Regions from separate parts of the Homo sapiens genome. Here region 1 is linked to region 2. Evidence: chromatin loops called from intact Hi-C (ENCODE). Cell type or tissue: chondrocyte. All regions are shown on one strand. Each heading gives the region's core, and the rest is flanking DNA. Links, peaks and the distances in the headings are about the cores only. Region 1 has its middle 330 kb from the start of THRB. Region 2 overlaps RARB (retinoic acid receptor beta).

Evidence for each region. Peaks named below come from ENCODE experiments on the same cell type or tissue, not always from the same donor. Only the 100,000 strongest peaks of a DNase experiment are listed, where the experiment ranks them.
Region 1: it touches region 2 in a loop (2.5-fold over the local background); 3 of 110 quality-filtered maps call a loop at or near these places.

What each region holds. Positions count from the first base shown.
Region 1 is chr3:24,826,492-24,831,871 of GRCh38, forward strand. It overlaps a transcript of RARB not described here. Among named protein-coding and RNA genes, the nearest start is that of THRB, 330 kb to the left of the region's middle. In chondrocyte, for the core only: a CTCF peak has its summit at 2,901; DNase peaks (open chromatin) are centred at 2,810, 3,590 and 4,095.
Region 2 is chr3:25,591,944-25,597,265 of GRCh38, forward strand. RARB (retinoic acid receptor beta) reads left to right here. Exons shown (of 8, transcript NM_000965.5): 6 at 1,560-1,764; 7 at 2,577-2,735; 8 at 4,477-5,322. The coding sequence ends at 4,673. Among named protein-coding and RNA genes, the nearest start is that of TOP2B, 70 kb to the right of the region's middle. In chondrocyte, for the core only: CTCF peaks have their summits at 722, 2,279 (motif pointing left) and 2,498; a DNase peak (open chromatin) is centred at 706.

The DNA of each region.
Region 1 (5,380 bases), core at 175-5,174, 770 kb before region 2:
CCATCATGTAGGACATCCCATAGCCACTGCTTGCTGAGGTTCTCTTTCCCAATGTCAAGCCCTCTTGGGTGGGGTGTTAGCCACTCAGCTCATGCTTGGTACCCAAAATGGAAAACTCACATTTGGCTTTGTCTGAAGTAGACAAAGTCAAGAATCAACTCACATACTATACAATTCTTTTTACAATTTTTTTGTGGTGACATCCCACCTCCCCCAAATTTCTGAGTTCCATTGCTTTCAACTACTAGCAACTTTGCTTTTCTTTTTCTCTGAAAGACTGCCCTCAAGCTACTGGAGCCTACAGATGTGCCAAGAAGTTTATTTCCCCTGGGAGGCTGTTTACCAATAAACTGCCTAGCTCTCTTCATTCAGTGTGGGGCAATTTAGAGGCTTAACTTAAACTCTAGAAGTTCCCTGCAGAATCAAGCCAAGCCCTATCCACTGCTGTGGGACTTTTGGACCCTTGTTCAGCTTCTTCTCCTTTCCTGTTCTGCTGCCCCTGCCACTCTCCCCAATGTTCTTACTGATTTCTCCTATGAGCACTTTCTTAATAAATCACTTGAATCCTTACTCAGGGTCTGTTCCTTTGGAAACTGACCTAAGAAACCTACTCTTGACATACAGTTGGATAAGCATGGAGCTCCCTGCCACATTGTCCCCAATTAATCCTGCCATCTCTTTCCAATTTTCTTTCTAATTTCAAAAGTCTTAGTAGCGGTTAATGTTCTTTTCCTTCCTTTCTCCTCCCATTCTCCTTCTCCTTCCTTCTTTCTTCTTACCTTCTTTCCTCCTGCCTCCTTCTTTCCCTTCTTTTGTTCCTTCATCCTTTCCTTGTCTTTCGTTTCTTTCCTATTCTATATCCTTTCTAGAATAAGCACTGTGGTTCCAGATTTCTAGTCTTTTCTCCCATATATATTACTCTTGGAATTTGGGAAGAGAAGCCAAACTGTTTTGGATTCTTTGATGGACTGATTTTCTTGATAATAATGTTTCTCTTTCATTACTTAAAATGGTAACGCTTTTGGTGCTGAGAGCAGGTTGACATTTTTTGGGAAGGAGGGGAACATGAAGGTGGTAGAGAAGAGGTTTTTTTGAAGGCTCACTTGCTCTGGACACCAGAGTAAGGATTTGACCAGGCTTTCTTGAGGACTGGAACTTCAAACTTCTACATCTGCCCCAAATAAACATTGAAAACCAGAATCAGTTCAAACTTCTACATCTACCCCAAATAAATATTCAAAACCAGAATCAATTCCTAGAGCTAGCAGTGGAGGTCAAGGCAGTGTCATCATTTTCTTCCCTGGCAATAGATCATCAATTCCCCCAGTACAGACAGTCCCTAACTTAAGATGGTTCAACTTACGGTTTTTAAATTTTTTGACTTTACGATAGTGCTAAAGCAGTAGGATACTCCTGAGAGAGAGGCTGAGTGGCAGCAGCAGTGGCAGCCAGCCTTGCAATCACCGGGGTAAACCACCGATATTCTACAGTGTACTGTGTTACCAGATGATCCTGCCCCACTGTAGGCTACCGACTATAAGTGTTCTGACTGGGCTAAGCTCTGATGTTCAGTAGGTTATATGTATTAAATGCATTTTTTATATTCTCAATTTACAATGTATTTATCAGAAGGTAACCCTGGCGCAAGTCTAGGAACATCTGTATGTAATAATGTCCAAAGTTCTGGAAAGTACAGTGGGAAAAAGTGAGAAGGAGAACTCACTACAAATGGTGAGTGAATGGCTAAGTTTTATTTGTTTTCTATAGTTGATGCCTTAGGAAGTTGAAACAAGAAACCTGTACACCAGTTAGATAATTAAAATGGCACATTGGCAGAAGATGGTTTCCCTCGTGTCTCATACATAGCATTTAGGAATGAAAGTGCTCAGCGTCCCAGTGGTTCTCCTTTTGAACTGGCTCATCCATTACTGGGGTAATGATTTTCCGTCTGGGCAACAGCAAAGCCAAAGGCCTATTACACAGGCAACATAAAGTTAAAAAGACATTATGAATAAAACGTTGGCTCATGCCGGCTTTTGCCAAGCCTTCTCCAGAGAAGATTGCCTGATGCCGACACGTGTTTATTACACTTAATAATGTTTACAGAATTCTTCTTTGAGCTCATTAGAGCTGTCAGATCAGAAGTAAATGTATTCCCCCCTCTGTTTATCTCTAAAGACTTCTCAGTCAATAAAGCAAGATGAATGACATCCAGGGCGCAGACAAGTACTCTTGAGCTTCGCAAACACTGCCAAGTTAAACCCTCAGCCAGGGTGGGCTCGTGGGTCTCAGGACTGAGGGAGCATGCATCTCATCAGCCACTTAGTTCTCTTGGCGGTGCTTCTCCAACTTTAATGTGCTTGGAATCTCCCTGAGAGCTTCATAAAATACACAATGCTAGGCCCCCTTCCCAGAGATTTTGGTTCACTAGATCTGGGTTAGGGCCCAGAAATTTGCATTTCTAGCAAGCCCCCAGGTGATGCTGATGCTGCAGGTGCATGTAACCCACTCAGAGTAGTCCTATTCTGGAGTTCATTTTCTTTTGTTGCGGAGGAGGGTGGCGGTACCCCTTGGCAACTTGGGACATCCTGGCTGGCCTGTGGCATGCATCAGCCACAGCGGTGAAGGCGGCAGGGGCAGCAACCAGAGCAGCAGCAGTGGCAGCAGTAGCAGGCGCGGCCGCCGCCGCCTCCGGCTCAGCTCACGCGGAAACCCCACTGGGCCGTCGTGGCTCCGCGCGGTTGCGGGCCAGCGTGGAGAGGCGGGACGTGGCGCCCGGGGGCGGGGCCTGGCGCCAGGGGGCGGGGCGCAGCGAGCCGGGCTCCCGCTGTCTGCTCTCAGCGGCGGCGGCAGGGGCTGAGGGCACAGCCAGCGGGCGGCGCGCCGCGGACTCCAAGGCAGCCCGCCAAAAGGTAAAGCCAGGAGAGCGCGCTGGCGGGTCTTCCTGTTGGGTGGCTGCTGTCCAAGCCCCTAGCGTCCCCGGAGCCCCAAGCTGGGTCTGGAAGACCAGGGCATTTGCATGGCATCCAGGGACCGGCTGCCTAGCAGGGATTTTGCGTGTACCGCGGCGGGGCCGGGGGCTGGGGGTTGGGGGGTCTGCAGCGGGAGCCCGCGACCGATCCCAGGACATCTGGACTCGCGGACAACTTTGCGCAGCAGTCCTCTTCCAAGTTCCCTTTATTGCTATTGTCTTAGCGCCTGTCTGACAGTCTCCCCGGACTCCAGCTTTGTTCTCATTAGGCCAAACCCGCCCTCCCCAGGGGCGTGAACCCAGGAGTCGCTGGCAAGTTGCACCTGCCAGCCGGATCCGCCCCGGCTCCCTTCGCGTCCCTGCCGGGTCCAGCGCTGTCCTGCGCACCTTAGGGCTGGGCACGGCGAAACCTGGCGCCCTTGGGAGCAGAGGTTCTCGCTCCATTCCCCTGTGGGGATCTAAGCTCCAGGCCGGGGTGTCGGACCTCTGGGTTGCAGCATGCTTTGGGGCCGAAGAAAGGGCGAGAAAAAGTTTGAGCATTGGCTGGGCCTAGGGAGCGGGTAGCGCCAGGCTGCACATGGCAGGAGTTGGAGAAGAGTACTAGGGGCTTGGCGCCGGACACAGGGACGCGGCCAGGGACCGAGCCCTGGAGGCTGAGGCTCTAAGCCTGGACTGTCAGCCGCGAAGGGGTTCTTGCTGTGTGCGCGCTTTGGCAGGAAGAGGCTGTGTGTGATTGTAGAGACGATGGGCGGAAAAACAGAGAAGAGAGAGGTACTTGGAATCTATGTAATTGCAGTGTGCCCCAGTGTGCACTTTTCTCCCTCCAGATATTTTGAAAAAGGTGTGCACGCCGATGTCTTGTAGGTGGACTCCCGGAGGTGGGGGTGGGGGTGGGTACGAGGGATAAGTTTTACCTAGAGCTAGAGCTGGCGTTGAAAGTGAACAGGTGACAGAAGACGTGTGTGTGTGTGTGTGTGTGTACGTGCGCGCGCGCCGTGGCTAAGGATGCTCGGGTGCTGGACCGCCCGCTGTGCCTCCACACCCCTCCGCCCCGCCCCCTTCCAGCTCTCAGCGCGGGGTGAGTTTCCCTGACACTCCCCGCCGGAGGCAAGCAGGCAGAGGCGAAGTGATGGTCGCGGAGTGGAACAGACAAAAGGGTGCATTTGGACGACCCTTCCAGGACCAGGCGGCCAGAGTGTGGGGTGTGTGTGTGTGTGTGTGTCTGTCCGTCTGTCTATCTGGAGGGGGTCCCTGTCCTGCCAGTTATGGAGGGACCACTGAGAGAAGAGGAAAGAGGTAGGAGCGGGAGAAAGACAGGTGAGGCGGAGCGGAGGATAAGAAACCGAATGGGAGAGAGTCGAGAGCCGAGATTTAAAAGCATCTTGCCTAATTGGACGCAGATTTATAAATTAATTTTTAAAAGAGGTGCTAGAAGTAGGAGAAGAAGAAGAAAAGAGCCCTGAAGCTAAAATTTTACAGGATGGGGGTGCAATAAGTTTGATTATTTAATAAAGGTATCTTATCGAGCCATGTTAAAGTAAGTCTAAAACCCTCTCTGAAGTTTATTGCTGGTTTTAGATAGCCTCCTTTGACACATCTTTGCAGCACCTACTCCAGAAGTACCTTTTGACAGTCAGAAAGAAGTAAAAGGCATATATACACAAATAAAATGCAGCTAAATGAAGTTTAAATGAAGCTTTGAGCCGGATTAAATGGCTTGTGTAACTGCTGAATGTTGCTAAAGTACTGTCAGGGCTATAAAATAGCCAGACAAAAATAAAGCAAAAAATAATTGTAACAAGAAAATGAAGGCTTTACAAGAACTTCAGTAATGAACACATAACAATTGATGGTATGATGCAGTAATTATTTTCGTATTTACGCCATTAACGATTGTAATTTAACGTTAATGTCCTGGTATTTTATTCCTTCTCATTTGCAGACAAAAGCACATCTGAGACGCCATCAGGGAGTAATTTGGTAATATAAAGTCATGAATAGAAAACACTAAACCATGCTCAGAACTCTGACAACAGAAAGCGTGAAACAAAATAACCTCATTTGCTGTTTATTATCTGTCTTTATAATTCTGTTTACCATCATTTGCATAAATGAATAGCTAAATTGTATAGTATATTCCTTCTTGGACAAAAAAAAATACATGATGCTTATAGATATGGTGGGGGGGAACTAGTAGGTAATTCTTACCTAAAGCATGAAGGAAAAAAAAAAACTGTGGGGTTAGAAACTGTTGCAAATAATCAGAATGCAAATTTAACCTACTTTAGGCATCCTTATTTTATTTAACTTGGCTCAGGTAGCTTTAACAATATATACGTAATTAGGAGATGGACAGACCCTAAACTTCTTTGCTAGCAAATCATAACAAAACTAAATTGAAGAGCTACA
Region 2 (5,322 bases), core at 323-5,322:
CCATCATGGTTCATGTGGTCCAGTGGGTTTGAGGCTCTTGTGGATCCACCACCAGTCAGATAGGACTGTCTTCCCCATGGGAAGTGTCCTGGTCCCAAACCCCCAGTGTTTCCCTGACAAGATGAGAGATTTGACAGAAGTTTTTCTTTTAGGAGACCTGATGGGAATATGGGCAGGATGGAGAGGGCTTTACTACTCCTCCTAGGTAGAGGTCCTGTGTCTTCCTCAGAGGCCACTCCTCTCTGCACATGGCTGTGTAACAGGAATAATGCAGGCCTTTCTGATCACATCTGCCCTCCTGTAGGTTGACACTGAGGTGGACATTCACAGGACTATACCCAGTCAAATTGAATGCCATTATCTGGGAAAAACTTTCAACTTCTTCAACCTCCTGAGTTATTCACTTTTGTCCAGGTGGGATTTACTTCTCTCTGTGCTTCAAGCAGCTCTGAAACTTTTTCAGAGAGAAAAGTCAAGTATGGAAACCTGGTCAGCAGAGACCCTTTATTGTCGGTGCAGAAATGTGGTTCTGGGTGGGGAAGTGCTCTGCAATGCACGGAGCTCCTTACCAGCATTTAGGCTTAATAGGGCAGTGGAAACATGAACCAGGATTGAGTATCTACAGAAGCAAGGCATTTTTAGTTTGTTTTGCTCTGAGTGAGGCCTAGAGGCACAGGGCAGTGAGCAAGAGTCTCCTTAGTAGCTAGCGCCCCAGGGGGCCAACAGGGTTATGTGTCAAGCATACACTGGGTGGGACTGGGAGACTCTGGCAGAGTGACTCAGGCTTTTTGCCTGTAGAAATCCTGCCTACACTTTAGGGTTCGGTTGAAATGCTACCTCTTTATGGATCTGCCCTTGATTTCCTCCTGGCTATTTCTGAGCTTTCCTTTTTCTGAACTCCCTAGTACCTTGCTGGTTTCACTCATGTCCCTTGTATTACAGCTGCCTGTGTAACCGTGTGATCAGAGGCATCATGGGAGAGAGAGCCTAACTTGGGTTTGAGTCAGATTCAGTTACATGTTAACTATGTGACATTGGGCACATCACCTAACCTTTCTGAGCCTTAAGTCCTTCATTTGTAAAATAAGAATAATATTCACTTTACCAAGCTGTTTGAAAGATTGAATGTAGGGTATGTACAAAACTTGATATATACTATGCATTTAATAAATTGTCATTTATTGCAGACTGTAAGCTCTTAAAAAATAGAATCTTATTCATCTTTTTTTTTTTTTATCTCCAGCACCTGGCACAGTGCCTGGGACATAATTAGGCACTCAGTAAATGTTTATTTGAGTCAAGTAATGAATTACTTTTAAAAAGATATTTCTCAAAATTTCTTATGTCCTGTTTAGTGTTTCCTAAAAAACTTTAGCCCCTGGGTTTTGACTTCTGTAGTCTCTTAATGAAAGAGCTAAAGAAGACATTCAACATGTGAAAGGGGGACAGACTGCCCCAAGAGCTCCTTGGAAATCTTCATGTTATTTCCTGCTTACATCTGATTGATGATTTCAGGACAGGATGGCTTAGAACATCCATCAATTTTTTTTTCCTTCCAGATTCTTAGAATTTGCACCAGGTATACCCCAGAACAAGACACCATGACTTTCTCAGACGGCCTTACCCTAAATCGAACTCAGATGCACAATGCTGGATTTGGTCCTCTGACTGACCTTGTGTTCACCTTTGCCAACCAGCTCCTGCCTTTGGAAATGGATGACACAGAAACAGGCCTTCTCAGTGCCATCTGCTTAATCTGTGGAGGTACCAACTATGTAGAAAAGCCTCATGAAATTCCATGAAGAACAGTTTATACTTGTAATTTGTGAAAAATTCCTCATTTCCCTTTTGGAGTTGTTTTACATGGGAAAACATGTGAATAAAGCCAGGCATACATGCCTGGTTTCATTGTATTTTTCCATGTTGTTACAAATTAACTAATGGTATTTGGGATCCTTCTGCTCAGAAAGAAATCCCAAAAAGCTATTACTCCAATTGCCACAGATTTTTTTTCTTAAAGGCAGGATCACACTATTATAAAATGAATTGTCTGGGGACATTTGAATGATGACAAGGGACTTGTATGTGCTGTTTGTTATCTAGTGGGTAGGCATACAAGTATTTGGCTGGGCCCTCCCACCAACCCTTGCAGGACTGGGATAAAATTTAGCTTTCTTCTTTGTAGTGACCCCTACTGGCCTATAGGAGGCTGAATCGTAAGTGGTTAAAAAGTAATGGTTTTAATTAAGGAGCAGATTTATTTTATGCTAAAATAACCATCCTGCTCAAGATTTGTTTTAATTCAGTTTGGTAGTGACACCTTCTGGTCAAAGGAGGTAATTCTTTCCCTGGGACAAAAGCAACCAGGCATCAAAATGTTTATACTACCAAGGGGGGGCAGTTTTTTTTTGTTTTTCAAGTATCACTGCTTAAAGCAACTGCATAAGTCTGCAAATTTGTGTATGTAATTGAATTACCAAATTAATGAACTCATAACAGTAGGAATAAGGAAACAAGGAAGAGGGGAAAAGGGCATAAATCCTGATTTTGTTTAATACTTTATTCCTGGTATCCAGACCGCCAGGACCTTGAGGAACCGACAAAAGTAGATAAGCTACAAGAACCATTGCTGGAAGCACTAAAAATTTATATCAGAAAAAGACGACCCAGCAAGCCTCACATGTTTCCAAAGATCTTAATGAAAATCACAGATCTCCGTAGCATCAGTGCTAAAGGTATGTCTTCGTGCTCTCAGTACTGTAGTCACACAGTGGACTTGAGGGCCTTACCAGGTTGTGTTGCTTTATTCAATTCAGGATGTTTAATGGCTGCTTTTAAAGTCTTGGAACTCATTTCTCATTGAAATCAAAAGGAAATACTATCCCTCCCCCCTCTAAAAAAAAAAAAAAAACACCTCAAATCTTACCCTATTCAATTATCTTAACGATTGAGAGCTTTAAAATTCATGACTGATTAGAAAAACATTGTTTTCAAGAGAATGTACTAAAACAGGCTAATTCTCTAGGTTCATACATTTAATTCCAGCTTTCTACACATCTCTGGTTTATGTTACCTTGACTCCAGTTTTTCTTGAATATCTAAACCTTTGTTAAGTTTCTCTCAATCACTTTAGCCATTGCTCTTTTGTATATAGGCAGATTTTCTTCTGCACACTTCTAAGCAAAGGAATTCTTGCCTAAGAGGTATATTCTTTGCCTAGTGATTTTCTGTTTATGTAGCAACTCAAGCAATTAATAGAGGTGCCTAGATCCATATCACAGTTGAGTGTTTAACAGTAAGGTTTTTCTATGTAGAGAGACAACTCAGCAGCTATCCCTGGTACCAAATGGGCTATTGTCATTCTCCTTTCCCCATCAGACTACTTACTCTGTCTCTGAAGATGTTTGCTAGCCAAGGAATAAACTCTGTATTTCAGAAAGTGCTTAAAAGCACAGGGAACTTGTTTGACAAGCAGTCTTAACTCGAGCTCCTTCTAAGAGGTCTCCTAGATGAGCATTCTGAATTCATCCTTGCATGGAATTAAGAGTAGAAGTAAACAGCAGATACCAGTGTGGTTGTGAATACGGTATCTTTGATTTTTAAAAATGAGGCTGTTTAACATAATACTATCATTCTGTATAGATGACTAGACTAGTGATATCTAATAGAATTTACTGCAATTACAGAAATAATCTGTACTGTCCAGTTCAGTAGCCACCAGACACAAGAGGTTCTCGAGCACTTGAAGTGTGGCTTATGCAACTGAGGCACTGTTTTTCTCATTTTATTTAACAAATTTAAATTTAGCTACCTAGTGGGTATTGTACTGGACAGAGTGCTGCTAAATCTAGTTGTCAATAGTCACTGCACATCGTGAACTCCTCTGTTTGTGGGTAACTGCCATCAACCTGTCTTTTTCAAGATACACTTCTTTCATCAGGAACTTCTCTTTGTAAATTGTTATTTCCTGAAACTAAGACATCATATTTAAACGTCACCATATCTCAGCTGCTTTTCCACAAAGTAAAAATGTTTTAATGGTGTAAAATAAGGATAGCCTCTGGGAGGCATTGTTTGCATAATTTTCTGTTATCAAAAGGAGCAATTGTATCAGTTATTGCTTGCATAAAAGACGAATGAAGTTCTAGCAGATCATAAAAAGACCCTCTCTATCAACATACTATGAGTCTGAGCTGGTTGAGAACCCAATCTAACTAACTTTGCAATAAACTAACACATGATTTTTGGTGGATGCAGTTCCCATTCCAAATACATTTATCTTTCTTTGTATTTATGAGTGTGATAGTAATCGATAGATCTTTTTCAACAAAAAGCCACCTGATATCTACATTTCATAATTCCTAAGCAAGAATCTTAGGAAACACCTCTGTTAAAATATATGAAAATTGGTCCCTGGTTATCTGTCATAGCTTAACTCCTTATCTTAACCATATTTCCATTATCTCTTTTGAAAAGGTGCAGAGCGTGTAATTACCTTGAAAATGGAAATTCCTGGATCAATGCCACCTCTCATTCAAGAAATGCTGGAGAATTCTGAAGGACATGAACCCTTGACCCCAAGTTCAAGTGGGAACACAGCAGAGCACAGTCCTAGCATCTCACCCAGCTCAGTGGAAAACAGTGGGGTCAGTCAGTCACCACTCGTGCAATAAGACATTTTCTAGCTACTTCAAACATTCCCCAGTACCTTCAGTTCCAGGATTTAAAATGCAAGAAAAAACATTTTTACTGCTGCTTAGTTTTTGGACTGAAAAGATATTAAAACTCAAGAAGGACCAAGAAGTTTTCATATGTATCAATATATATACTCCTCACTGTGTAACTTACCTAGAAATACAAACTTTTCCAATTTTAAAAAATCAGCCATTTCATGCAACCAGAAACTAGTTAAAAGCTTCTATTTTCCTCTTTGAACACTCAAGATTGCATGGCAAAGACCCAGTCAAAATGATTTACCCCTGGTTAAGTTTCTGAAGACTTTGTACATACAGAAGTATGGCTCTGTTCTTTCTATACTGTATGTTTGGTGCTTTCCTTTTGTCTTGCATACTCAAAATAACCATGACACCAAGGTTATGAAATAGACTACTGTACACGTCTACCTAGGTTCAAAAAGATAACTGTCTTGCTTTCATGGAATAGTCAAGACATCAAGGTAAGGAAACAGGACTATTGACAGGACTATTGTACAGTATGACAAGATAAGGCTGAAGATATTCTACTTTAGTTAGTATGGAAGCTTGTCTTTGCTCTTTCTGATGCTCTCAAACTGCATCTTTTATTTCATGTTGCCCAGTAAAA